Linked DNA regions of Homo sapiens: region 2 is linked to region 1. Evidence: read pairs that join two places in POLR2A ChIA-PET (ENCODE). Cell type or tissue: Panc1. All regions are shown on one strand. Region 1 overlaps DDX47 (DEAD-box helicase 47). Region 2 has its middle 5.3 kb from the start of MIR614.

The links. Peaks named below come from ENCODE experiments on the same cell type or tissue, not always from the same donor. Only the 100,000 strongest peaks of a DNase experiment are listed, where the experiment ranks them.
Region 2: POLR2A ChIA-PET joins it to region 1 with 5 read pairs; 5 of 35 experiments call an interaction of 5 or more read pairs at or near these places.

The regions. Positions count from the first base shown.
Region 1 is chr12:12,818,589-12,821,088 of GRCh38, reverse strand. All of the region lies in intron 2 of DDX47 (DEAD-box helicase 47), which reads right to left. Among named protein-coding and RNA genes, the nearest start is that of DDX47, 6.5 kb to the right of the region's middle. In Panc1, no CTCF peak of the experiment used is centred here; a DNase peak (open chromatin) is centred at 940; H3K27ac peaks cover 2,500 bases.
Region 2 is chr12:12,919,846-12,922,345 of GRCh38, reverse strand. No RefSeq gene overlaps it. Among named protein-coding and RNA genes, the nearest start is that of MIR614, 5.3 kb to the right of the region's middle. RefSeq lists cis regulatory regions at 78, 71-158, 1,315 and enhancers at 6-150, 1,243-1,387. In Panc1, no CTCF peak of the experiment used is centred here; no DNase peak of the experiment used is centred here; H3K27ac peaks cover 1,209 bases.

The sequences.
Region 1 (2,500 bases):
AGAGGAAAGTTGAATAAACAGAAAAGACATGGCCTCTCTCTTAGATAAGCTCAAAACCCAGTGGTGAGACAGACAAATATACAAATGCATTATAATGTGATAAGAGTTTTAATATAAGCCCCTGCAAAATACAGCGAGAACACAAGGAAAAGTAACTACTGCCCAGAAGAGTCAGAAAAGGCTAACAGAGGTGATAAGTGAGTTAAAACTGGAAGTAAGCAAAGAAGGGAAGAAAGGATATTCCTGTAAGAGGAAAGAGAATTAAGGCTTTAGAGAACATAGCATGCTGGCTGGGCATGGTAGCTCACGCCTGTAACCCCAGCAGTTTGGGAGGCCGAGCCAGGCAGATCACCTGAGGTTGGGAGTTCGAGACCAGTCTGACCAACAAGGAAAAACCCTGTCTCTACTAAAAATACAAAATTAGGCGGGCATGGTGGTGCATGCCTGTAATCCCAGCTACTCGGAAGGCTGAGGCAGGAGTATTGCTTGAACCCGGGAGGCGGAGGTTGCGGCAGCGGTGAGCGGAGATCGTGCCACTGCACTCCAGCCTGGGCAACAAGAGCGAAACTCCATCTCAAAAAATAAAAAGAACATAGCATGCATAGTTAGGCTGAGAAGTACAATGTGGCTGGAACACAGAAGTGTTAAGGGAGAAAGAGGGAAGAATGAGGCTAGAGTTTTGATGTTTTCCTATAAGAAAGAATTAAAGGATTTTAAACAGGGAATATCATGATCAATATTACTGTTTAGGAAGATAAACTCTAGACCTGATGGCATAAGGAGGAGCCAAGGAACTTAACAGTGCATGCCAGTTACTGCTCCTTCTGAGGGAAGAATGCTCTAAGTAATTCTTTAAGAACAGGTCACCACTGTTTGCTATCACCACTCAAGCCACAACTCATAAGACTTGGAAATTAACTCCTGAGTTGAGATCACTATCTCCGAGCTGGCTGTAGCCCATGAGGTAGCTATGCACTACCACAGTGGCCAGTGAGAATGCTCCCTATTAAATCATGACCCCTACAGTTGCTGCCCCTGTTCTGACTGTGTAACTGCTGAGAAGTTTTCTTTACCTAGAAGATAATCCTACAATAAACAAATCTCTTTTCCCTGACATAACCTGAACATGACTTACAATCAGAAATGACTTAAATGACCAGAACAGGGAAAACAAAGGCTTAACTGGGACATTGGATGTAATTCAGGGGAGATATGATGGTGGCCTGAACTGAGGCCAGGAATGAGCACAGGAATGAGATTCAGAAACTAACAAAAGGAAATGTGGGTGACTCACACATTTTTAGTACGGGACACTCAAAAGCCAAAAACTGCAATATAGGCAACAGAAAAATTAGTCCTGGTGAGGAAAATAAGGACTTTGGTTTCCACACAGGGAACTTGGAACTTAAGATTCCTATAGTAAACTCAAAGAGATATGTCTAAAAACCAGTTGGACATACTTGTTTAGAGATATGTCTAAAAACCAGTTGGGCATAATTATTTGGAGGTATGTCTAAAAACCAGCTGGACATACTTGTTTGGAGCTCAGGAAAAAAGTGGGGGTTAGAACAGACATGGGAGCCATGAGTATCCTACCACTGGTACTTCCTCAGGGGCAGATGCTTCAGAATAATCGATGAGACTTACATATATATATATGCCCGGTCCCATGCCTGGAAATTCTGATTCAGTAGGTCTTGGCTGGGACCTAGAAATCTCTATTTAAAAAAAAAAAAAAAGCTCCATAGATGATTCTGAAGAATACAGACTCACTGATGCAGACAGGGTTTAAGCTTGAGGACTGAATGAGAAATGTTATGTAGTATTTCAGAGTAAGAAAAAAGGGTAAAGACAGAATCAATATTGTAAGGCAAAGGGAAAAGAACCAGAAGAAGAGACTGAGAAAGAACAGCTAGAAAGACAGAAGAAAATGCTGTCTTGAAATTAAGGAGGAAGGCAGCTTCAAGAAAGAAGAGTGATCAGTGGCGTTCAATGTCACTGATCAAGTAGAACAGACCTGTAAGATCCACCTCTTAAACATTAATCAGTTAAACCAGGATCTGCCATGCCAGATCAGACAACAGTGTGATATGGTTTGGCTGTGTCCCCACCCAATCTCATCTTGAGTCGTACTCCCATAATTTCCACATGTTGTGGGAAGGACCCAGTGGGAGATAATTTGAATCATGGAGGTGGTTTCCCCAATACTGTTCTCATGGTAGTGAATAAATCTCATGAGATCTGATGGTTTTATCAGGGGTTTCTGCTTTTGCATGTCTCTCATTTTCTCTTGCCGCCACCACGTAATAAGTGCCTTTCGCCTCCTGCCATGATTCTGGGGCCTCCACAGCCACACACAGAACTGTAAGTCCAATTAAACCTCTTTTTCTTCCCAGTCTCGGGTGTGTCTGTATCAGCAGTGTGAAAAAGGACTAACATACAGTGTATCCTAGTGAATTCTATTCTTTAGCCTTCTTTTCATTAACATCAGTGTTTTCCA
Region 2 (2,500 bases), 100 kb before region 1:
CCTCATTCTGGCTCCCAAGTATCCAGAGGTCATGGGTTTGTGATTCAGATGACTAAACTCATGCTACCCAAGTACAATGCACAAGCCTTTTTGATTCTGCTGAGTAACACGAATCATGGGGTTCTTTCTTATGCAATTAATCACCCTCAAAGACAACGTGGAGTAGTTTTTTGTTTTTTTGTTTTTTTTTTTTTTTTTTTTTTTTTTTCTTAAAAAGACAGTAGTTTTTGTCTAAAGAACGAAATCAAGCAATAGTTCAGACATTGACTACATGTATCTGGAGTGGGAGAACACAGTGGTGTTTACAAAATTCAAGTGCCTTTGCAAAGGATTTTAGATCATCACCGTGTCCGCAATAAAGTCATATTAACATAGCATGAGCTCTGTTCCCGTGGCAGCTCCCATTCTAAAGCAAGGCTCTGAACAAGGGAGTAGTCCTGCAACACACAGCCCCCTTAATTTTAATCGACACCCAACCATAACACTTACTAAAAGGTGAGGGCCCATCCCAAGAGTGAAGAGCATTTCCATTTTCACCTGAAGGGCAAAGGAAGTGTTTGGGTTGGAGGTATAGGGAAAGAAAACTGTCCAGGAAAACTAACAATCTAAGAACTCTCCATGGCTCTTAGATTCAAATATGAAGAATAACAACTCAGCCAGTGAAAGTCTAAACGCTAAGAGTTACAAGCTGCCTCAAGCTTATCGAAGGCCTTGCTCCAGACAGAATTCCCCACATTGTCCCCAGCAGAGCTGGAGGATGTGTCCTCACCTTTTAATAAGTGTTATTATTGGATGTCATTGGTAGTTGTGTGTTACAAGACAATTCTCTGCTTCATAACTTTGCTTTAGAATGCAAGTTGCCTTAGGAATGGAGCGCATGCTATTTGAATAGCATTGAACTGATTAGTTCATTGAGCTTAAACATCACCAGCCAAGAGAGGACCCGCTATTTTGCAGGAAGCTCTTCTGGAATCTGCTTGCCTAAAATTTCTAACCACAGAGCCACCTGTTAGGCAATCGTTATTAAAGACGGTTGGGAGGCAGCAGGGAGTTATGGATAAGAAATCTGGAGGCACCCCACCCCACCCTGGCTCCCAGTCAATCACTTGACAGCTGTGTTGCCTTCGGTGTTACCTAGCCCCTGGGTGCTTCAGTGTCTGCAGGTGTTAAATAAAAAAGGGATAACAATAGTAATAACCCCAGCCAGGCGCGGTGGCTCACGCCTGTAATCCCAGCACTTTGGGAGGCCGGGGTGGGCGGATCACCTGAGGTCAGGAGTTCGAGACCAGCCTGACCAATACGGAAAAAACCCCGTCTCTACTAAAAATACAAAATTAGCCAGGCGTGGTGGCGCATGCCTGTAATCCCAGCTACTCGGGAGGCTGAGGTAGGAGAATTGCTTGAACCTGGGAGGCGGAGGTTGCGGTGAGCCGAGATCACGCCATTGCACTCCAGCCTGGGCAACAAGAGCTAAACTCCATCTCAAAAAAAAAAAGTAATAACGCATGAGGTTTTTATACATATTAAATTATATTATACATCTAAAGTGCTTAGGCCGGGCACAGTGGCTCACGCCTGTAATCCCAGCACTTTAGGAGGCCGAGGCGGGCGGATCACCTGAGGTCAGGAGTTCGAGACCAGCCTGGCCAATATGGTAAAACCCCGTCTCTACTAAAATACAAGAATTAGCCAGGCATGGTGGCGGGCACCCGTAATCCCAGCTACTCAAGAGGCTGAGGCAGGAGAATTGCTTGAACCCGAGAGGCAGAGGTTGCAGTGAGCCAAGATCGCGACACTGCACTCCAGCCTGAGTGACAAGAGCGAAACTCCATCTCAAAAATAAATAAATAAACAAACAAACAAATAAATAAAGCACTTCAAACAGAGCCTGGCACGGAGTAAGCGCACAGTAAATGTTAGTGATGGTGATGATCATGCCCCTGCAACATCTCCTCCTCTCCGGATTAACTAGCTCCAGTCCCATCAGCCATTCTGCAGGTCATGAAATTCCAAAAATAGCTTCTCTGTTAGAAGCTCCTCCTCCATTAGAGTGAGCTGCAAAGATGTGGATTTTATGCTGTGATGTGGTACCTCAGGGGAACAGCACATGCCTTGACTTGGACTTCACAAATGTGTCAGTGCTGCCTACGATTGCTTTGACTTTCTGGCTGTTGTCTCATCACTGGTCCTTCTCAGTTTTCTAGACACCTCAAACTACCAAGTCTTTTTCATAAAAACTACTGTCAAACCAAGTCTTTCCAATTTGTATTTATGTAATTTACTTTGACAGCACAAATACATTTACATCTATTAAAGTAAATTCTTGTCTTGGGATCTTCATTCCAGCTTATTGCAACATATTTGTATTCTGGTTTTATTATTCAGTCTTTCCTAATTTTGTGTCATGTGCAAAACTTGATAAATGTGCTTTATCTTTATCCAAGTGATTGATGAAAACGTTATCCAAACAGATGCAAAGACAGAGCCCTGTGGCACATCA